3 separate regions of the Mus musculus genome follow, and all the other regions are linked to region 3. The links are chromatin loops, found by intact Hi-C in ENCODE. Cell type or tissue: left cerebral cortex. All regions are shown on one strand.

Region 1 (8,000 bases), 490 kb before region 3:
TACATTTTGGGGTAGGCTAATTCAAAGCCCTGGATCTGGGCCTGGGTGGTAACTGATCTGGTCAGCTTGCCAGCTCTCCCAATCCATACCACCATCACAAGCTCTCCAGCACTACTCTGTCTAGACTACCCAGTGCCATCATTGGCAGGAAGCAGAGGCTACTCCCCTGCTCCCGTGCCTTCAGGGCCATCTCATCTGCACACATGACTCCAGAGCCAGCTCCTTTGTGCTGCCCAGCTAAGGTAGGGGCCCAACTCTCTCAAGTGCTGCAGCTGATGAGGGGGATGGGCCAGCTCTCCCACTCTTAGGCTCTCACATCCTCAGGGCTGGCTCACCTGTGGCTTTGCTATCAGGGCCAGTTCCATTAGGATGGCCAGTCGAGGTTTAGGGCCTGCTCTAATGACGGCTACAGCCAATGAGGAGCAGAGCTAGCTCTCCTGCTCTCATGACCTCAAGGTCAGCTCTTCTGACTATTGAAGATGATGAGGTGCAAAAGAAGGGAAGGCATCACCCCCACACCCACTCTACCTGAAGGAAGACAGTGGTGGGGCCAGCTCTCCCACTCTTGAGACCCTGGGGCCAGCTCTTCCAACTGCTTGAGGTGGTAGTGGGGGCATCACCTCTGTACCCATGGCACCATACAACAAATGAGTAGCAGGGTTGGCTCTCCCACGCTCATACTTTCAGTGCTGGTTTACCAGTGCCCCTGCCACCAAGGCCAGCTTCACTGTGCTGCCTAGGCCAGGTGGAGGGCCCACTATCACAGGTGAGAAATGGGGTCAGCTCTCCAGAATGCTATGGCCAGTGAGGGGCAGGGACAGTTTTGCATAACCCTTGGACATGTACATAGTCCTAGGCAGCAGTACAGACCAGGGACATCCCCATGGTATTATGAGCCATAGACATTGACACAGTGACTCTTACTGCTGCATATCCATGACAGGTCTGAGGACACAGACATGGCCCTCAGTGCAGCAAAGGCTGGGACTTCACCATGGCCTTGGGTGGCCAGGCTGGCTACACATACCAGGTAATTTCTCTCTCCCCTTGACTCTCTAGTTCCATTTCTCTTTATAGTGGGTCTGGCTCTAGATGGACCATGTGACCTCCTCTGCCTGTGCCTCTGGGTGTGCCTCTAGGTGTATGGCCCACCCATGCCATCCAGTGGAGGGCAGGTTTCTGGGTAAGGCAATGTAGTGGCCATGTTTCTGGATGTCTTATTTTTCCCACACTGCATTGTGTGGTGGCAGTTGGGGTCCTGTGTGTCTCATTTAAACTGTGTTTTGAAAGTGTTTTACTTATGTAGCCCTGGCTGGTCTGGAACTCAGTATGTGAATCAGGTTTGTTTTAAAGTCACAGAGATCCACCTGTCTCAGCCTCTTGATTGCTGGAATCAACCTGAATGCATCGTCTGGGCTGTAACCAGCATTTCTCCTCCTCTGTGGAGAGCTTTGGGGGGCCACTTAGCAGGAATCTGACATTGACCAAGGACAAGGAAGTAAGCTCAGGCAGGAATCTAATTTTAGGCTTCAAGAAAGAGGTAGGTTTCCGGCAAGAATCTGACTTTGGGCTAGGACAGAGAAGTAGGTTCAGATATCGTGGTCATTCTGATAAGCCCTTAGAAACAGTGATCATGACAGTGATCATGGGGCCTTGTTTATTGCCTTTCGTGTTCCTTGACTATTTGTGTTTATTTTACTGTTTGACCTTATTATTTGCATGCAATTAAAATGGTATTAAAATCAGATTGGGAAAAAATAAACGTGCTTCCAACACAGAACTGGCTGGGGTCATGCTACAATGCTGTCTAATTGTCTTTTTTCTTTTTAATCCTCAGTCCTGCACTGGAGAACCTGTTGACTGACTGGGCTGGTTTGGTTACTCCCCACTGTTGGCCTCCAAGTCACAGGGGCTAGAGGTGGGGAGGTGGCAGTGGGAGGGGGGAAGATGGGGGAAGGTGATCACTTAACCAAAGCCATCTAGGCACTGCCGGGTTGTTATTCTCATCCTGAGTGGGATGGTGGGATGTTGACAGAACCTGGATTGAGGGAGGGGGTGATGGGTAGGGACTAGGGGAACAGGGAGAAAGATGAGGCTGAAGAAATGGCTTTGGGCTCTGTCCCAACCACTGGACTGTCTCTGGCTGACTGACTCTGGAATTTAAATTTTGGTAAATTTCAATTAATTTAAGCCATCATATTGGGTGGTCCACACCTAGCCACTTAATCAAGTATTTTGGGTCTGGTAGTTATGTTCCTTCAGATTACGTTCCTGTGTCTTGTGTCCGATGAGCAAAATATTCCTAACTTTTAAGGTTTTTTTCTTTCTTTCTTTTTTTAATTTATTTTTTTAATTAGGTATTTTCTTCATTTACATTTCAAATGCTATCCCAAAAGTCCCCCAGACCCCCCCCCACTCCCCTACCCACCTACTCCCACTTCTTGGCCCTGGCGTTCCCCCATACTGAGGCATATAAAGTTTGCAAGACCAAGGGGCCTCTCTTCCCAATGATGGCCAACTAGGCCATCTTCTGATATATGCAGCTAGAGACACGAGCTCTGGGGGGTACTGGTTAGTTCATATTGTTGTTCCACCTATAGGGTTGCAGTTCCCTTTAACTCCTTGGGTACTTTCTCTAGCTCCTCCATTGGGGGCCCTGTGATCCATCCAATAGCTGACTGTGAGCATCCACTTCTGTGTTTGCCAGGCCCTGGCATAGCCTCATAAGAGACAGCTATATCAGGGTCCTTTCAGCAAAATCTTGCTGGTGTATGCAATGGTGTCTGCATTTGGTGGCTGATTATGGGATGGATCCCCGGGTATGGCAGTCTCTAGATGGTCCATCCTTTCGTCTCAGCTCCAAACTTTGTCTCTGTAACTCCTTCCATAGGTGTTTTGTTCCCAATTCTAAGAAGGGACAAGAAGGGAAATTTCACTGTAGCCATGGCAGTGGTGACAGAGGGAACTCCGGACTTCTTGAAGTCATAGAAAATCTTCAGCGTGTTGTGACATTGGAGGTTTTCCCCTGGGGAATCCCCTTTTCTGTGGGGAGAGGGAACAGAATTATCCTCTGCACCCCTCTCTTCCAGGCTGTTTAACATCTGTATGCCTGTGACAAATATCTCACCTCTTGTCTGACTCATTAGCTCTTTAATCTCCAAGCTTAGTTTATTGGACAAGCCAGGCAAAATGGTTGTTCTTGCTCAGAGAGGCTTGTTCACATTGGGCTTCTTATTCTAATTAAAAATTTTTTCAGACAACGTATTTTGACCATGTCCACCCCCTCTGCCAACTCCTCTCAACCCCTACCCTTTAACCTTTGTACATGTTCTTCCTCCAGTCTGAAACAGCTGTGCCTGTCCTCCCCAAGTTCTTTAAATCCCCATTCAAAGCTTCTTGCCTGGAAGCACCATTTTCTGATCAAATTCACTCAGCTTTAATTTTAGCATTAAACACATCAATTTCACATACTTACATAAATACTCTTGTGAGCTACACTATTTTAGGTAAAAGTTAACGTAGAATTAAATTTCCTGGCACTGCATCCGGCTTTCAGCTGTTTGCCTTTTTCTGGAACCTACCACATTTTAGTTCCACTTAACGTTCATAGCACAGGGTGAGCCCAAGAGCATTCATTATGTTTATATTCTAAGATGCAGCCTACACAGTCATAGTGATTAATGGAGGTGTGAGCCTTTGACCTCACCTGAGCTAGTCGAATGCCTTTCCCCAGTACTGGACAATTTAAGCTCCCAGACCCAGTTTTGGAGAGAGGAAAGGACCTTGGCAATTTTGAATCTTATAAAAAGCCCAATCCTAGAATGAAAACCTACATTCTGCTGGTCGTTGGGGGCTTCCAAGTTGTGGTTTTGCGCTTTCTTTTTTGGAAGCTACAACATTCTAGCTTCCTTGTAAGTATGTTCCTCTTTTCTAGCCACTAGCTAACATTAGTCTCAATGGCTGGCTTTCAAATGCAGACATACTTTCAGCTGTTCATTTGAAGTTAAAAGGCCTCCAGATGGTGTGCCCAGAGTAACTTTCTTAGGCATTTGGCAGTGTCTGTCCTCTCCTCTCTCCTTTTATCTGCTTCTTTCCTATTTCTCTTCATTCCTTTGTATCCATATCCTCATGTGTATGTGTTGTGGGGAATGCTATCCTTACCACAAACCTGGACTTCTCTTCAGCTCTCTATGTCCTGTCTCACGCTTTGTCTTCATTATTTTCGCATCACTGTGATCCAACTGTTTGACAGGAAAAATTTTAAGGCAGGAAAAAAATGATTTCTGGCTTACTGTTTCAGAGGGTTCAGCCCATAGTAGCTTGGCTATGTGCATTTAGATAGAACATTATGAAGGTAGAAGTACGTGTCTGAGGAAAAGTCCACACTGTTAGGGAAGTGGGAAAAACGGGATATTGATGTTCTACCAGCTTTTGTTATATTCACCTTTAACTTGTCTGGGCCCCGGCCCACAGGATGGTACCACCAACATTTAAGATGAATCTTCCTCCCATAATTAATCATCTCTGGAAATGCCCTGACCTTTCCTTAGCACACTCATAATGTAACTAAACTACCTCACCATTCACCTAGATCAGTGGTTCTCAACCTTCCTAATACTGCAACCCTTTAATGCATTTCCTCATGTGTGGTGACCTCCAACCATAAAACTATTTAGTTGATACTTCATAGCTGTAATTTTGTTACTGTTATGAATCATAATGTAAATATCTAATACACAACCCCCAGGGGGTCATGACTTACAGGCTGCGATCTGCTGGCTTAAATGATTCTAACTCTATACAAGTTGACAGTTGCGATGGTTTGAATAGATATGGTCCCCATAGACTTAAGCTTGAATGCTTGGCCCACAGGGAGTGGCACTACTAGGGGATGTGGCCTTAGTGGGGTAGGTGTGGCCTTGTTGGAGGAAGTGTGTCACTTGGAAGGTGGATTTTGAGGTCTTATATATAATGCTCAAGTTATGCCCAGTGAGGCAGACAGTCTCCTTATGTTGCCTGTGGATCAAGATGTAGAACTCTTAGCTGTACCTCCTCCAGCACAGCATCTGCATGCAAGCTTCCATGCTTCTTGCCATGATGATAGTAGACGGAACTTCTGACACTGTAAGCCAGCCCCAAATTAAATGTTTTTTGTTTGTTTGTTTTGTTTTGTTTTGTAACTATTGCCTTGGTCATGATGTCTCTTCACAGCAATGAAACCTTAACCAAGACAACAATGAAGATGAGCCACCTTGTTGCCTATTTTGAAAGCTTTATGGAACACATGCTGCCTTATGGCCCTTGAACTTGTTCTCCCCTCAGCAATCAGTCCTGGTAATTAGGTACTAATGATTGATGTCTGTATGAATTTCACCATACAAACACTCAAGAATTAACCTATGGTCTGGGGTTAATAATGGAAGGTGATCTGTGGTACATCAGCTGAAAGAGTTGGATTTTATTTGCAATTTCATTTCTTTCTTCTTTCCTTCCTGCCCTCTTTTGTAAGTGCTGAGATATTGCCCTTTTATTGAACACATATAAAATACAGTTTTACATTATTATAAACATTTACAAACAAAACTTTATTTTATTTTTTTAAAAGAATATGTGGATTTATCACTGAACCGAAGATTTATAATATAGAAATATGAAGGCCATTTCTGAGTATTTAAAGAGAATACTGACAGAATCACTATCTTTTTCACTTTCATTTTTCTGTGCTGAGGATCAGTCCCAGCATCATACACTTGCTAGAAAGTTCTCTACCACTGAGTTGTACCTTAGACACCAGAAACATTTTTCCTGAACACCATGTTAACTTACAAATGAAGAAATAATACAAAAGAAGGTAGCCTTCAAACAAATGCCAAAATTAATCAAATTCTTCTATAGCTTGTCTTTCTTCGCATCAAATATACTCAATGAATATCAGCAAAAAATCATATAAGTAAGCTAAGCATACACACTTGAAAATATAGAACACATGGTTAATCAAAAGTTTTTATGAGCTTGTTTGTATGGGAGACCATACACATTACCATTTAAAATATCCGGTGTTATACTCTCTTGTGAAAAGCACACATAGAAGGGAATAAGGCTTTATTTCCAGGATACTCTTAAATTAGTCTTAATATTTGAACATCTCAGATTTACAATTCAACCAAAAACTTATGCACAGTAACTAACTAAGTCAACACATACACAATGGTCCAACACAGTCTCGGCTACTCTACTTGATTATATCCAATACTATCTAAGAGAACTGAATTTCTGATGTGCCCACGTGGAAGACTTGTGAAGAAAACAATATAATCCCACCACATGACCTCACAGTGTCTCTTGGAAAGATAAACATAGAAGACTAATGTGTAGGAAGTACGTCAGTGAATATATATAATAATATTGTCAGCTTATGCTTCAAAAGTAGATTTTTAACATAGGAATTTGAGAATCTAAAATAATTGCTTCTGGATGCTTTGGCTTATCAAAACTCAGGACTGCCTGGTTTTAAAAGATTTTTATTTTTGACTCAGAGTCTCATTCTGTTGGATTTGAGCCTATCATAGAGTCCAGACTGCCCTTGAACTCAAGAAGACCATTTAGTTCAGGCTGTCTTTGAACCCACATAGTGTCCTCTGCTTCAGCCTCTCAAGTGCTAGGAATACAAGTGTGTATAGTCCCATTTCTTTATAAACCTGCGTTTGTAGTCCTTAATCCCATTCCAAAGGGCAAGCTCTAAACCGATAGCTCCATTAAGGTTCGGGAGCAAGAATACAATGTAGATTGGAATAGTAACTACCCTCTTGGTAAGAATAATAAAATACACAAAAATATTGTGAAGATTAACTTTAATTGTTGATATAAAATAACCTAAAGTCAGCTGGGAGAAAGAATCTCAATGAGGAATTATACACATTGATGTACTGACTGGTTTTGTATGTCAACTTGACACACCTCGAGTCATCAGAGAGGAAGGATTGCCTCAGTTGAAGAAGTATCTCCAAGAGATCCAGCATTTTCTCAATTAGTAACCATGGCGGGAGTGTCCAGACCATTTTGGGTGGTACCATCTCTGGGCTATAGTCCCGGGAATAAGGAAGCAGGCTGAGCAAGCCAATAAGCAACACTTCTCCATGGCTTGCTTTTACATCAACTCCTACCCTGTCTGTATTTCTGTTCTGTTCTGTTCTGTTCTGTTCTGTTCTGTTCTGTTCTGTTCTGTTCTGTTCTGTTCTGTTCAATAAGGAGCAGCAATATGGAAGTGTAATCCTTTCCTCCCCAACTTGCTTTTTGGTCATGGTGTTTCATTGTACAGAAGAAACCCTAAGTAAGACAACTGGGTTGGCCTATGGCATGTCTGCAGGGAATTGTCTTGTTTGTTAATGATGTAAGAATACCCAGCCTATTGTGGGTGGCACCATTTCATGGGCTGATCCCTGAACTTTGTAAATGCAGAGAAAGCTAGCTGAGTAACAAACAAAAAAGGATCCATGCACCTCTTTCTTCTTTACTGTGGATATGAACCTTTACGTATCTGCCTTGACTTTCCCATAATGATAAGTTACAACCTGGATTTTTAAAAAACTTTTATTATTCTGTCATATATTATATCCTGAAAGAAGTTTCACTTCCCTCTACTTCTTTTAGTCTCTTCCCCCACCTCCCTTCTCCCCAAGATCAACTCCTCCACTGCTTAAAACAAACAAACAAACAAACAAACAAACCCGGGTCACTCAGGGATAACCACAAAATAAGGCCTAACAAGATACAATAAAACTGGACACAAATCTTTATATCCTGGGTGGATGAGATAACCCAGTAAGAGGAAAAGCAGCCCAAGAGCAGGAAAAAAGAGTTAGAGATACCCCCCACCACACACAAACTAACTCTCTCTCTCTCTCTCTCTCTCTCTCTCTCTCTCCCTCTCTCTCTCTCTCTCTCTCTGTCTCACTGTTGGGAGTTCCACAAGAACACCAAACTACATAACCATAAGGTAT
Region 2 (8,000 bases), 750 kb before region 3:
AATTAGTAAGGGCATGCTTTCCCAAGCAGGAGATGGTAGCACCCAGCAATTGTGCCAGAGGGCAAGTTGTGGTTGAGCAACTGTATGTCTGTGTCTTTTATCCGAAGAGTCAAGGGAATCCCAGTGGGGCCTGGTAGCACGGTCACCTTCTGGAGCTAAAGGAGGGTAGCATGTAAAACAACATGCAACAAAATAGTCCCTATGAATGTGGCCTTGTTTGTTAATTTACTAGCTTCTTGTGAGCCAAGATTTAGCAGTGAGGGATAGGCAGCAGACCCAACATACTTGTAGAAATTGAGTGTGTTGAAGATCCTTTCCTTTTGTTGTTATTTTCATAGCCATGTATTACCTATACATAACAACAGATGACATTTTCATACAAGCATTGAACATATTTCGGTTATGTTCATCCCCTGCCATGCCTGTTTAGTCCCCTCCTGATTCACTGATCCCCTTTCTGTTCCCAACCCAATAACTTTAACAGTAAGTCTCTAGATAGGAGCACGGACAACTTATAAGTGCCTACACCACTAAAGAATTCCCCTCCCCGCTTCCTGCATCAACCTTGAGCTGCCAGTAGACCTTATGCAGGCAATCACAGATACTGAGCGTTCAAGAGGGCGTCCTTGCCATGCTCAAAAGACAGCAGCCCCCGGGATCCCTCTCCGTCCTCTAGCTATATTTTTTTTTCTGCCTCTTCTGTGTTGTTCCCTTGGAGGGGATGATGAACACTACCCAGTTAAGGCTGAGCAGTTATTTGTTCTTAGTTATGGGTTCCTGCAGAAACTGCCACCCACTTCAAAAGAGAAGCTATAGTGACCAAGGCTTTCAGCATCACTCATCTATGGACATGACGATAAATACTTAGAAGGCAGTTTGACAAGTCCATTCAGTAAGTTCCCCCTTCGGGCCTATGACTTCCTCAGCCACAGGTTTTTGACTTCAGAGTTTGACTTCAGTCTGAGATGTCAATTCCCTGCTATTTAGAAAGCCACAAATCCAACTAGAAAGTTGTTGTCTACTCTCTAACAATCATGTCAGTGTTGTGCCTCTCCACAAGTCCAGTGCTGAGAGTGTAGCACTCAGGGTCCACAGCTAAGGAAGACTACTGATGACAACCCCACCCCACCCGACCCCCTAGCAAACTGAATAGCACCTTCCTTCAGGGACCACAAAATATAGGCAACAGAGAAGCTTCCAGCTCGTTTCCAACCTGATTTTTCTGTTCTGAAACCAAGTATGCAGTATCTTTGGCAATGGTATCCTAGCTTCTGGTTCTGGTGGGCAACTGACAGCAGCAGGCCCTGATACAACTTGTATCATTTCAGGGCCCTTAGGGGTTTCCCTGATCATCCCTATCATCCTCAGAAGATAGCTCATCCCTAGATCTGTTTTTAGATTTATTTATTCATTTATTTCATGTATATGAGTACACTGTAACTGTCCACAGACACACCAGCAGAGGGTATCAGAATCCATTACAGATGGTTGTGAGCTACCATGTGGTTGCTGGGAATTGTATTCATGGCCTCCAGAAGAGCAGTCAGTGCTCTTAACCACTGAGCCATCTCTCCAGCCCTAGTATCTTTATTTAATAACTAATTGGTCCTTCTTTTCTTTTAAACTAGACACATATAGGAATCCAAACTACGTATTTCAGTTCCCAACAAACTGTGGAAAACATGTCGCCACATTTAAAAAGTCTCATTTTCCTTTAATTAAAAATTTAAAACAACACCTCAATGTTTAATTCTATTTAACTATGATTGACTCAAAATTCACCAGGGCAGTTCTTCCAAGGATAACTAAAAGGCCCAAATTTGAAATAATTAGCCACCCACCATCAGAAAGGTAAACACTAAGCTGATTTTTCCTACTCACACACATGGAATGTCAGTACTTGGAAAACTAAAGCAGAATCATGATGAGTTTAAGGCAAGCCTGAACTTTACAGTGACCTTAAGACCAGCCTGAGTTACACAGCAATGTCAGCCTTAAGGGAAAAAAAAAAAAAAAGAAGCCACCCAAGGTATTTTGTTTTGTTTTGCAATGTGCTACTTCTATCAAATCTCAAGGTTCCATTTTAGGCAACAGAAATATTTATGAATAATATAATGCCAAGTTCCTCATATAGTAAAATTTTATGGCCATAGTCTCATTAATACCATCAGCTTAATAAATGTCTAGGTACCTCAGTCTCTGACTAGCACAGGAATAACAATAACAAAGACAGAGCTTATTTAGTAGTGAGTACAATGAGCGTCAATACTTGCTTCCTAGTTATTTTGTATTCGTTTTCAAGAAATTTCCAATTTGGCAGCACTGCAAGTTGAAACCATAGCTTCTAACTTGGAGTTCTGAAAGTTATACAAGGAAAAGTGGAGGGATGGGTGTTCCAAGTATAAGGGACAAAGAACACCCAGGTCTTGGCCCTTAAGAAAAGAATGTCCCATGAAGACTTTGTTTTCCCCTTTAATAGCCCTGTCATCCGCTCTAGAATGCTAATAACTGAAAGTAATCTGTACTAAATAATCCAATGCTTTGGGCTATACACATATACTTCCCCTTCCAAAAGAAAAATAAGAGGGGATACCACACATACTGCTATATGTCAATATCCGAAAGGTTTTTGGCTTTATCTTAACAGGTTAAAAAACTAAGTTCCTTCACATGGTATTTAGTGTAGAAGTTCAGTAAGCAAATCAGATAGAAGGTAGTTCTGGCTCCCTGGGGACGGAAGCAGGAACTTCCACTCTAGCCTCGTTCCCCAACGCTCCAGGAGACACAGAACCTTGAGTTAGAGAACTGTTTTAAGCTGTGCTTTTCTGGAAGGCTACAGGACTTGGTGAGAAAACTCAGCTCCTAAATTCACATTTGCACAGCCATGCCAACAGCATGACGCAGATGCTAAATGAAGTGAGATAGTAACGTAGATGCCGTGTGACCTGAGGTAGTGACTTAGCCAGGGTTAAGTCTGAGTGACCTCATCCGAGGAAGAACCGTATCAGCTCATCCTGAGGGCTGAAGAGCCCTGTGCAAGGTACCAGAGTCCCTGACAGAAGCTTTACAGCTGGGCACATTTTAGTCTAATCGTGCAGAAGATGGAGGTGTGACCTTTGCTTCCTAGATTCCCAGATAGCATTTTATAGCTTTAGAATGATAAAGATGTACATCACAGATCAATGTATAGACATGTAGAATTATAAGATGCATGTCAAAGATTACTGTATAGGTGATGTGTACATTACAGATAGGTAGAAATAAATGTATAGATATTTAGAATTATAAGGTGTATGTCACAGATTAATGTTTAGATATATAGATTACAGATGCACAAATATGGATGTAAACAAAGGTCAGTAATTAATTGGGACAGAGAAATCAGGCTGGACCCCAAAATTTTACACACACACACATATATACACAAACACACACAAAAATATATCAGTTAACAAGTACCGGTTGAGAAACTTCCACAGAATCTATTTCTACGTCAATTTGTGTTTCTTCAGAAGCTTTTCAAAGACTTACAGTAGAGAATGCCAGTAACACTCCAGTTCTTGTTTCACACCATCTTAGTTCATCTTAGCTCACTTAGGAGAGATCATTCATGTCTCTCACCTTTTAAATCTGAGTATTTTCCTCAACAGAGGAATGGATACAGAAAATGTGGTACATTTACACAATGGAATACTACTCAGCTATTTAAAAAAATGAATTTATGAAATTCCTAGGCAAATGGATGGACCTGGAGGGTATCATCCTGAGTGAAGTAACCCAATCACAAAGGAACTCGCACAATATGTACTCACTGATAAGTGGATAATAGCCCAGAAACTTAGGATACCCAAGATATAAGATACAACTTGCCAAATGCATGAAATTCAAGAAGAACGAAGACCAAAGTGTGGACACTTTATCCTTTCTTAGAAATGGGAACAAAACACCCATAGAAGGAGTTACAGAGACAAAATTTGGAGCTGTGATGAAAGGATGGACCATCTAGTGATTGCCATATGCAGGGATCCATCCCATAATCAGCTTCCAAATGCTGACACCATTGCATACACTAGCAAGATTTCGCTGAAAGGACCCAGATATAGCTGTCTCTTGTGAGACTATGCCGGGGCCTAGCAAACACAGAAGTGGATGATCACAGTCAGCTATTGGATGGGTCACACGGCCCCCAATGGAGGAGCTAGAGAAATTACCCAAGGAGCTAAAGGGAACTGCAACCCTATAGGTGGAACAACAATATGAACTAACCAGTACCCGGGAGCTCTTGTCTTTAGCTGCATATGTATCAAAAGATGGCCTAGTCGGCCATCACTGCAAAGAGAGGCCCATTGGACTTGCAAACTTTATATGCCCCAGTACAGGGGAACGCCAGGGCCAAAAAGGGGGAGTGGGTGGGTAGGGGATTGTGGGGGTGGGTATGGGGGACCTTTGGGATAGCATTGAAAATGTAAACGAGGAAAATACCTAATTAAAAAAAAAAAAAAGAAAGAGAAAAAAAAAAGAAAAAGAAAATTTTAAACCTTTATTCCATGATGTCCTAATGAGACTAAGGAATGAATGGAAATTTCCTAAACCTCCAAGTTAACTTAAACAGAACACAAAGATGCTCACTCTGTCTCCCTCCACACCCCACCCTCATCTCAGATCTAAGTGGGAGAAAGCTGCCAGCAAGAAACTGAAATGGTGCCTCACAGCTGGGGAAGTGCCACTGAAAGCATCGCAGACTCTGTCCACCAGGGGGCAGTGTTGTCTAACTATTAAAGAGTACTCAGCATGAACAGAAATAAACTCCTTCCTAAAGATTTTCAGGGGAAAGATTTCTCAGGTTCGAAGGAAAATCTAAAATGTTTCTATTAAGTCTCTTTAATCAGATTACAACGTCCTCACAACCTCACAACCTCACCATCCACTGCTCACAAGCACTAGGCCTCACATGCCTCTAGATCAAAGATGACCCCAGAAGGAACTGAAGACTCCTCATGTGGTTTTCCACTCCGCCCAGGACTGCTTCAGTCCCCACCACAAGCGCCATCCTCACCTGTGATCTGCTGTGAACAGGCAAAGGAAGTGGTGACCACTGGCTACCCAGAACCCTACTGCCCCACCAAACTTCAAGCCACTTTATGATGGCCCTACTTAAATTATCTCCCAACAATGAATAAAACCCCTATAAGTAGCCAGGTGTGATTGTGCATGCCTTGAATGCAAGCACTTAGAAACCAGAGCCAGGGAGATCCCTGTGAGTCTCGGGACATCCTGGTCGATATAACCAATACCGTATTTGCCAGGGGTGCACACTGAAACCCTGTCTGTAAAACAAAAACAAAACAAAATGACAAACAACAACAAAACAAACAAACAAACAACAACAACAAAAAACCACTCCAACATATACCCAACATTTTACCTTGAAAGAGATGGTTATCATCCTGTCCTAGTGACAAAGGCCCAAAGTAGAGTGCCAAGGTGTCAGTGGCCAGGGTGATTTACATTATATTCCAGGTCTTTAAAGGAGGCAGCAAACATATCATAACTCATTTAACAGTCTATTATTATTTAAAAAAATATTTTGGATCAACCCAAGCAAATAAACTGTCTTAAATAGCCAAAACTATAAAACAACTAGAGAACGGCATAAGGAAAATTGCTTCTTGACACTGATACTGGCTATTTATTTTTCTTGTGTGAAACACCAAAAGCACAGGCAAAGAAAAAAAAAGGCTGCAAAGACATGAGCAAGGGAGAGAGGCCTTCTTAAGAGACTCAGAGACAAGCCCCTGATAATCCAATCCCAAATAACCAGCCCTCACACACATTCACTCACACACACACACACACACCACGAGTGAAGGGGCCAACAAATGAGCTCAGCACACTGCGTTTCTATATACATATGAATATATACATATATGTATATATGTATGTAACAATACTAATTAAGAGAAAAGAGGTCATGAAAATGAAAGGGAATTTGGGGACTCAGAAGGAACTGAAAGACGGAGATGAAGGCATAAAAAAATTAATTAAATACAGCAGTCATATATAAAAATCTCAAAAAGAATTTCAAGAAAAAATCAGGACCACATCCATCTGAGAAACAAACTCAACTGCTGTGCAGCAAAGGAAACGGTCAACAGAATAAAGAGACAACCTACATAATAGGAGAAAATATTTGTGAAGCGAACATCTGATAAGTAAATATAACTTAAATAATTCAATACCAAGAAAACAAGCAACGGCTTTTTTAACGGGCAGCCTCTGAACAGACATGTCTCAATAGCTTAGGGGAGGACAGACTTAGCCAACTGCACAGGAGACTATGTTTCGCATCACTAGCTGTGGTTTGAATGAGAATGGCCCCAGTAAGCTCATGTTTGATTATTTGCTTCCCAGCTGCTGGCAACATTTGGGAAGGCTTAGGGGCCTTACTGGAGGAGGTGCTTCATCGCAGGCTTGGAGGTTTCAAAACTCCACACAATTTCCAATGTGTCTCTCCCTTGCTCGTGCCTCTGCATCAGGATAACGCCCTCAGCTATAGCTACACCATGCCTGTCTGCCTGCTGCCAAGCTACCGTGCCAGGATGATCATGGACTCGTCCCACCTGAAACCATAAGCAAACTCCAAATAAACCCTTCCTTCTGTAGGATGCCCAGGTCACTGTGCCTCATCACAGCAAAAACAAAGTAACTGAGAGACTCATAATTTGGGAGCGGGGGAGTTAAACCCCTAGGAGACACCGCCTCATACCTGCTAGAAAGACTATTACGAAAGAGGCAAAGATGTGTTGGAGAGGATGCAGGGAAAAATAGGTCCTCTGTACATTGCTGCTAGAAGTGTAAGACGTTATGAAAAAGAGAATGGAGACTCCTACAAACATAGAAATGGGATGAACATGTGATCCGCTAATCCAAGTACACAGCCCAAGGACAGCCAGTTAATTAAACAACACCCAAACACCCAAAGTTTTCACACAGTTATTCAAAATACCCAAGATACTGATATCTGGAGACTTAAGTCGAGGGGGAAAGTGAGATATATATGTACATAATGAAATATGATACATCAAAAAGCAAAATCCTGCTATTTGCAATTGAATAAATATGAAGAACATTTTGCTAAGTAAAATAAGACAAGAACAAAACAACAATATTGTATGATCTCACATGTAGAATGTTTCAAAAGTCAAGGACCAGCAAGATGACCTATGGGGTAAAGACACAGGTCACACAAGCCTGATGACCTAAATTTGCTCTCAGAATCCACATAAAAGTGGGAAAAAAACAAACTCCACAGAGTTGTCCTCTGACTCAACTACTATGCCAAATGCACGTCCCACATGAACACAACTCACAGGCATGCACACACACACAGAGGCACACGCACACTGGCCTAATCAAAATATTTTCTATGCAAATTAGACAGATGATTCAGAACTTAAATGATCCTGGTTACTTTGAGCCTGTTGATCTGCCATCTGAGAATTCCCCACCACTGGTATGCTTGCGTAAGCCCTAGTACATTCTTGAGAACAGAAAGAAGAAAGAGAGAACATAGAAGGACAAACTGGCATGTCCTAAGCATACTTTAAAGGTGTTTTGGCTGAGCAGCCCCCAGAATTAATACTTCTTGCAATCTGTCGCCATGAACACGTTTGGGAACAGACATTCCCCAGACTTCTCTTCTCAGCTTACCTGCACTGACTTCATACTGCTCTTCTAAGACCAGTAAACAAAGAACCTCATTTTCAATCAGTAAGAACATATGTTAGCATGTTTCAGCATCTGCCCCAAGTCCTTCTCCTTTGTCCTCTGCAGAGACTGTCTCCAAACAGCTTCTGCCACTGTCTGGGTACTCTCCTTTTCCAGCCTAACTGATTATGTGCCTTCAGTAGGTTGCCATATGTCCCTACTTTTATTCCAATAGGAATCATATCGTTAGAACCATCATAGTACGTGTCTGCTACTCCAACCAAACCATATAC
Region 3 (8,000 bases):
CTCAGCCTCTTTAGTACCTCTGTTAGCCTTAATATATGGTAGGGCTATAATTTACAGTCCCAAGGTCCCTTCATCAGGAGTACACGAAGAAGGATGTGAGCTGAAGAATAACTTCATTGCACTGTAAGCTTCAAATCAGTAAAGGTGTAGGAAGTCCTTGCTGCTTGCCATTGAATGGCACAGGGTAAGCAAGAAAGGCAACAGCCACTCACAGCTTACTGTTTCTTCTTTGGGTGTGGCATCATCTTATTTAGCACAGAGCTGGGAAACAGGGAGACTGGGAAGTCCACTTCATCATCCCTAATCCTGATGATGGATTCTCAACCCAAAGAAACCCATGAAGCACTGCCTACTACCATTCTCGAGAGAGCCAACATCCAAGCAGGGAATATTATACAGGAAATCCGATGGTCTTCAGTGGTAATGACCTCATGGATGGATGCATAGATGGAGCATGAATCAACAAGCAAAAGATCACATAAAAGAAGGAATTATTATTGTTAATGCTTTAAGTGTCAAAGCATATCTAAAAGTATTTAAGAGAGGCAAAGGATAGCATTTGGGAGGGGTCTACTGTATCTCTGGGTGCTTAGAAAAGAATGTTATTTCACTCTGTCAAGTATTGTTATCAAATGAAGAATCTTGAAACCATTTAATATGTGACTGGCCCTGGGTCATGCAGCTAAAAAGTAGGATGAACCTCTTGGATGCCAGTTCTCCGAAACAGCAAACACAATCTCACAATGATGTAAATGGGTGAATCTAAACAATGGATATTTTTTTTCTTTGAAGCTCGCTAATATGGCTTGCAACTAGATATAGGAGATCTGAGACAAGAAGATGGAGAGAAATTAAAGTAATATCTCGTAATTTGGAGTGACAGCAGGTGTGTCCCAATCTGCAAAGTTCAAGCTTGACAATTACACCGTGCTAATTATTCAGACACTAATCACACAAGAAAACCTCAGTGCTTTAAGTACGTTCATGATTTTGTCTTAGGCTGTTTTAATAGCTGTTCTTCACCCTACGAAGCTCACTTCCTGAGCTCACCCTAGTGAAGCACATTGGACACATCCATTAGGTAGTTGATTCAATGCAGAGGAGTGATCATATATGTATTAGGTTCCTACAATGGGAATTGCCCATCTCATATTTTCTGGAAGCTCAACACATAATCCCTCTGTTACAGCAATCCCTCTTCTGTGTGTTCAGGTGACCTTTTATGCCTAGAGAACCAGTTACTCTCTGCCTTACACTTCTGTTTCCAAGTTTGTTAGACTTCTCTCCACGCAGCAGAACCCATAGTTTATTAATGCTCAAGGACCATAATAATTGGAGCTCTCTTGAACAAAAAGTGTCAACACAATCCAATAAACCCCGTGGAATTGCTAGGGTTTACTAGATATTTAAATTCTTTATAAATATAGAATCGTAGTTAGTTGTCTTTAATGACATTTAAGTCAAAACTGTGCCAAGTCGTTGCAATCTGAATAAAAAATGGATTTTGCAAAATACAGCCATCCGATCATTCATTACTACTTCATTTTTAGCGTCCACTGAGGATATGTACAATAGTGTTAACGTCTTTTCCTCCATAACTTCAGAATCACTGACGACAGGGGTACAGGTGCAGGAAGTGTGGCGGAAACAAACAACTTTGCCTTCGCCCAGCACAGCTTTCCTTTTCCTCCAGCCCTCGGAATGCCCCACTGCACCCCTAGACCATTCCCTGGAAGAGCTTCTCCCCGCCCCTGGCACATACAACTGCATGCAGTCACATGCAGATGTGAAGACCCTTGGGATCCAGAGAGTCACCATCGCGGCGGCACAATGCAGGGGAGCGTGCTGCCCACGGGCCACCCTCTTCATCACAGCAAATACAATCCAAAAACAGCAAACTAGAGGCACCCGCACATATGCCAAGGCTACTTTGAAGTGGGGTTTCTGGAGAGTAAGCCAACAGCTGGGGGCTCAATTACCGCTGAAGAAGCTGAGCTGGCCGTGGGGTGCGGCACGGGACCCTCGCGCGTCCACCTAGAGACACCGATCCCTCCACGCGCCTCGCAAGGGCTACAGAGGGCAGTGATTCCGGAGTCCTCAGCCCTAGGACAGCAGTGGTCTCTGGAAGCCAGCGGTGCAGGCGTCCTCCCGGCTGACAGAGAGCCACCCTGAGGTCGAGGTCGGGGGCAGTGGCGCGGACTGGAAAACGGCAGCGACACGCCCGCACATAGCGGGCCACACCCGTCCAGCCCTCAGGGTAGGGACCCCGACTTACCCCAGGCAACACTGCAGACAGCGGAGCCGGATCCCTCGGCTACGCTGCTCCCCTGCTGCCGCTGAACTTTCCCTCCTGCGAGGCGGCCCTGGGCTCGGCTCCACCTCCAGTTCCAACAGCCGCTGAGCCTCCAGGGACCCGGAGCAGTAGGGGGAGGGGGAAAGCGGGGAGCGCGGGCTGAACAGCGGCCAAGCACAGCGCCGGCCTCCGAGTGGGAGCCCGAGGAGCCGAGAGCTGAGAGGTGGGGGTAGCGTGGGCCTCAGGGCTGGGGTCGTGTATGGCTGCAGTCATCTAATTCCTCCAGGGCCAGTCTGCAGTGCGTCCCCGCTCCAGGTCCGAGCAGAGCAGGGTGCCCTGGTTGAGAGACTGTCACTGCAGGGAGCATGAGTGGAGAGCAGGGTCTCCTGTACCGTAGAGACTTCAAGTGTGATTGATCACCAACATCAGAGAAGTTGGCGATAGAGACTAGGGCACTGTTGGAAGTTGCGCCCCAACAGAGAGGGGGCATCTATCCTACAAGTTCGTCCCCACTCCCCAACTCATCCCCGAGGCATTTGCGCTGCTAGGACTGTCCTAATGGCTTGCCTCCAAAACTTCTTACACTCTACTTGAGAGAATTAATAAGATAGTCACTGTTTTGGGTGCCCTGAGTTGTAGTAATAAGGCCTTCAGTAAGAAGCTTTTATTTACAAAAGATCAGAAACCCCTTTAACCCTTCAGCCCCAACTGTGGCTAAGCGATGTCTGTAAGGACCTCTAGCGGCCACATCCCTACATCAACTCAGCTGAGATTCGTGGAAAAATAGAAGAATCCGTGTTTGCCAAATCACAAAACATACAGTGTAATTTTTCTAGCTGCATCAAAGTACTGCATGATAGGAAGATAACAAAGAGTTAACACTGCATAGATATGCACGTACATATGTGGACATCAGTTATTTCTCACAGATTAGCTCCTAGCATCCTCAAAAGGCAATCATATGGCAATTTCCATTTGCAGATGGACGTCACTAGGTGGAAGTCAGGGTTTTTTGATTTCACACTTAGTAGGTAGTCGGGCAACTTCTTCAGAGCTTTTGTCCTAACTGCCACTAAAGCATTCCTGTCTTCATCTACTGATAGGTTCTTCTAGTTCTGATTGCTTTCACCTACTGAAGTAGCTCTCATCTCTTTACTCAATGGTGTCTCCAGAATCATGTAATAAAGTTATACATAGGTTTTAGTTTGGAAAAATGGGCTAGAAATTCTGAGTATGCCATGGCCCCAGCACAGACATGCCCTGCAGGCTATGTGAAAGATAGAGAACATACTTTATATCTTGCGTGCGCCCGACTCAACCAGCAAGAATGACGCTGCAACAGGATCCTTCTGCACACGTTTATTGGGAGAGCTTGATTGCAGAAGCAAAGAGACCCCAAGCCCAGAACTTGTGCTGCTTATATAGGCCTAGGAGAGGCGTGTCTCACACCCAGATTGGTTATGCACTATACCTCATTTGCATGTTCCTCATCTGATTGGTTACTCTCTCTTAGTACCTCACAGAGTCTCATTATCATACCTCATTTGCATGTCTCACATCTGATTGGCTATACTCTCAAAACCTCATTATCATGCCCGGGCCAGGCAGTATCTTGGCAAAAAACTTTACTGCATATGTACACATTGGTTGTTTGTCCAAACTTATGCATGGTGGCCAGCAGTAGCCAGCGCCACTCTGCAACGGCACATGTGGCTTCCCACATTTATAGATACAATAATCTCTATTACTCTAAATAGAATAAAGAAGGGGACCACTTAAGGGTCGACTGTGGTTCCTTTATGGGTGTTTAGCATGTGGAGGTGCATCAGGTCACCACTTTCGAACGTCTCCCACTTGGATATTGGCTCTGGGGTATTGCAGGAGATACCAACGCATATGCCAGTGTGTCACTGCATGCCAATTGAAAGCCAGTTTTCCGGGACCGGTGTCCTTCTGTTTTTAATAGCTTCAATAGTATATGAAAAATAATTGAATTGAGAAAGTGATAACGCAATTAAACTAAGTAACAGCATCATTAAGAGAAGATACCTTTTCCTGGGTGAACAAGAGAGAAATTTACAGTGGATTATCTGCTCAGGAAGTTCTCTTACAGAGTTCTGTCATGTGGACATTTTATCTCCATCATCAGGAGAGGCAGCCCCCGACAAAACTGAACAGTGAAACTAGCAGAAAGATGGATTTCCATGCATGCCCTAGAGCCAAGGACCAGAAAGGCTGGGCAGAACACTAAGCCTAGATGTAGTTTCTGTTTTATTATTTAGAGACTCAGTCTCATGAGTCCAGGATGATGTCAAACTCATGGTAGCCAAGAACCACTTTCAACCTATGATCCTCCTGCCTTGGGCTCCTGAGTGCTATGATTACAGACATTCACTGTAATGAATGTAAAGGTCAGCGTTGGATGAAAAAATTAAAAAGGAACAAAAAGAGAAGACATTTTGTGTGGCCTCCTGGGAACTAGGATTATAGACATAAACCTAGCCTCGCTAAAACCAGTTTCTAAGATTTACTACCAAAAAGGAAAAATTTACTACTTGGATTTTAGCTTGTACCTGAAATGTTATAGAGTTAAAATATATTTCATAAGCATGATTTAGAAATTAAATTATGCTGTTTGAATTTTCAAGGACATACTAAAGATATGTTATTGTCATACTGCCAATGTGGGAACAGTAAGGAGACACATAAACAGGTTTCGAAAGAAGTGAATGGACAACAGCAGTGTGACTTAAAGTAGAAAGCTTTTGTGTTTATAAAAGGCAGGTGTGCGTATTAGACCTGTGTGTGTGTGAGAGAGAGAGAGAGAAAGAGAGAGAGAGAGTGTGTCTGTCTGTCTGTCTGTCTGTCTGTCTGTGTCCAGACTGGCTTGAACCTCACTACATAGCCCAGAGTGGCCTCAAACTTGTGACAATCCTCCTTCCTCAGCCCAAGTGTAAGCATGTGAGCCTAAAGCTCACACCTGGCTTTGGTGTGCTAATCACCTGCTTAAATAGATACTGCAGAGCTGTTAAATGCTGAGTACAGAACTACTTCATATAATCCTAGATCACATGTCTCAGATCACCAGGGTCCTTGAGAAACTTGATCCAAGCCATCCAGGAGATATAGCAGTTGTGAAACTCATTCATTAAAGCTCAATTGCTTTTCTTTTGAGAGCTCCACTGAAGTTGTGTTGACTCTCCCTTCAAATCAGTTCCACTAATCAGGGTTATCTGATTCTCAGATCACAGAAATGTGCTGTGTAGTCAGCGGCGGGTCATTAGATGTAAGGCGTTTTCTGTTCAGAGATTAGAGATTAGCCAGTTAGTACTGTTGTAGGCGGAAGTCATTAAGATAGGGTCTAATTATATTCTATGCAGTCCACTTTTTAAAACCTTGGAACTATGAAATAGAATTCTAAATAAATTTTCATGTAAAATGAATAAAGTAAATAATGTTTGAACCAAATAAGTAGATTCTTAGGGAAAGTTTTATAACTCAAATACAGTATGGGCTGAACTAATAACTGTTGTCTGAATGGGAGACACTTAAAGTTCTTTGGGATGTCTCCATAGTCAGATCTTTAAATGCATGAACCACAAAAACCATTATTTTGGCTGGACATGGGCAAGGTAGAGTCAAAGGATCTTGACTTTGAAGCCATCCTGGGCTATCTAACAAGTTCAAGGCCAGCCTGAGTTATACAGTAAGATGCTAACTTTAAAAATTAACAATAAGCCAGGACTGGAAGGCAGGTTACAGGGAGTGTACTTACCCAGTATGCGCAAGGCTTGGTTCCCAGCACCCCTCCCCCAATTAATGAATCGGTTGTTTTACAGTATTTACATAAAATGTACATGATTCATGCTTTTCTTTCTAGCTCAATCCCGGAGGCTTGAAAGACAGAAATACCCCCTCCCAAACTGCTCTTTTCTCCATATGACAGACCGGAGCCATTCTTTGGGGTGACACTTCTGTCAGTGTAGGTAAGACCTCAAATAAAAGCTGGCACACCCCTTGCTTTAAAGGTGGCTCTTTCACCCTATCCCTGTGCACTGCATGGCCTCTCACTTTGGAAAACACGAAAAAGTTGCAGAAGGTCATTCAAAAAAAAAAAAAAAAACAAGATGAGTAGAACGCCAGGAAGCAGTTCACATCTGCCTGCATCCTTCAGTTCACATCTGCCTGCATCCATGTGACACAAACCCAGACAAGCAAGCACACGCATGGGATGCTCAGAGCAGGGGCTTTCCTTGCCAAGGTAGTTACATTTGCTCACCAGTGTTCAGAAATCTCACTCACCCAAGGCCTTTAATCATGACTAGTAACACTCATTTTCTTCCCTTTTTTTTCTTCTACATTTCATATTACATCTTAAGTTATTTTGTGAGCATGCTAACTATTTCCTTTTAATTTTTGTTGCATTTATATTTGTTTGGAGTACATGTGTGTGCATGTGAGCCACAGTGCTCATATGGAGATCAGGGTACAATCCGATAGAATCACTCTCTCATTGTACTCGGTGGGTCCTGGGGATCAAAATTAGGTCATCAAGTTTAGTGGTGGGTGCCCTTACCTGCTGAGCCATCTCATTAACTCTCATTTTCAAATATTAAATATTATTTTCTCTTTGATAACTCATATCTCTAAAGGGCACAAACAGGTTCCTCTAACTTTAGCTTCAGCTCTAATTTGTTTTAAACTGGTGGTGGATAGGCTTATTTGAAGTTATTATCATCTTTCCAACCATTATCATCATCTTAGATCATTTATTATTTAGGTCAATATTATAAAACCCCTGTCCTGCTTTCATGCCTTCACTCTGTACCCTTCCACTGGCCTAGAGATACACTGTAGTAAGCTGTCCATTAATAAAATATGTTTCAATAACACACATTATTGTAAGACTCTTTATTACTGACTGTCAACAGTAGAATGTTTGGAGGAGTGTTCAAGGATATTAGGAGCACTACTGTAGGATATGTCTGCACTAAACAGAGGAAACTGCTCAGCGACAGGAAGAGCAAGGCCATTCAGAATCAATAACCCCTCAAGAAAAAACTGCCTCAGGAAAGCAACAAGTGAGCTGCTGCCCCAGATGACAAAGACAGAGAGGTCAAGCTGAGAACATGGTCCTGACCACTGGCAGCAAAGGCCATCCGCTGCTGGTTTTCTTGTTTGTCTTAGTCTGTGATATAGGGGATGGATGATTCACCTTGTCTAGCCACTCACAGCCCAAGGACCTCAGACTGCCTCCCTGGCTTCAAGAGACACACTTAGCAGGAAATGCATTAGTCAAGTCATTACTTAGTCACCCACAGCAAGTGAAGCAGTTACTGTGTGCCACTGTGGGAATAACACAAGCGACTGAGCATAGTCCTCACTGAGGAACCTGGCATCTAGTGGAAAAATCTGAAGCTAGTATTTAAAATTTCAGAGAAAGCCGGGTGTGGAGGCATGCACCTTTAATCTTTAAGCATGCACTTGAGAAGCAGAGGCAGGCAGATCTCTGAGTTAGAGAGGCCAGCCTGGTCTACAGAATGTGTTTCAAGACAACCTAGGCTACATGGAGAGAAAAGAAAGCCTTTCCCTGAATTACCCGAAGTTTGATAGGTTCCTCTGAGAAGTAGCCTTTGGGAGGGACCTGGCAAGGCAAGCAGGCAGATAAACCAGGGAGACGGTCTCCAAGAAGACACACATGACTCAT

The links. Peaks named below come from ENCODE experiments on the same cell type or tissue, not always from the same donor. Only the 100,000 strongest peaks of a DNase experiment are listed, where the experiment ranks them.
Region 1: it touches region 3 in a loop (2.7-fold over the local background); 10 of 42 quality-filtered maps call a loop at or near these places.
Region 2: a loop joins it to region 3, with 7 times the contacts of the local background. A loop is called at or near these places in 22 of 42 quality-filtered maps.

Annotation. Positions count from the first base shown.
Region 1 is chr8:68,244,134-68,252,133 of GRCm38, forward strand. No RefSeq gene overlaps it. Among named protein-coding and RNA genes, the nearest start is that of Sh2d4a, 28 kb to the right of the region's middle. In left cerebral cortex, no CTCF peak of the experiment used is centred here; DNase peaks (open chromatin) are centred at 3,537 and 3,911; H3K27ac peaks cover 265 bases.
Region 2 is chr8:67,981,953-67,989,952 of GRCm38, forward strand. All of the region lies in intron 4 of Gm15991 (a long non-coding RNA gene), which reads left to right. It also overlaps a transcript of Psd3 not described here. Among named protein-coding and RNA genes, the nearest start is that of Psd3, 11 kb to the left of the region's middle. In left cerebral cortex, a CTCF peak has its summit at 4,750 (motif pointing right); a DNase peak (open chromatin) is centred at 4,734.
Region 3 is chr8:68,732,751-68,740,750 of GRCm38, forward strand. It overlaps Csgalnact1 (chondroitin sulfate N-acetylgalactosaminyltransferase 1), which reads right to left and starts at 2,396. Exons shown (of 10, transcript NM_172753.5): 1 at 2,276-2,396. In left cerebral cortex, a CTCF peak has its summit at 3,029; DNase peaks (open chromatin) are centred at 1,524, 1,732, 2,442 and 3,016; H3K4me3 peaks cover 2,241 bases; H3K27ac peaks cover 1,399 bases.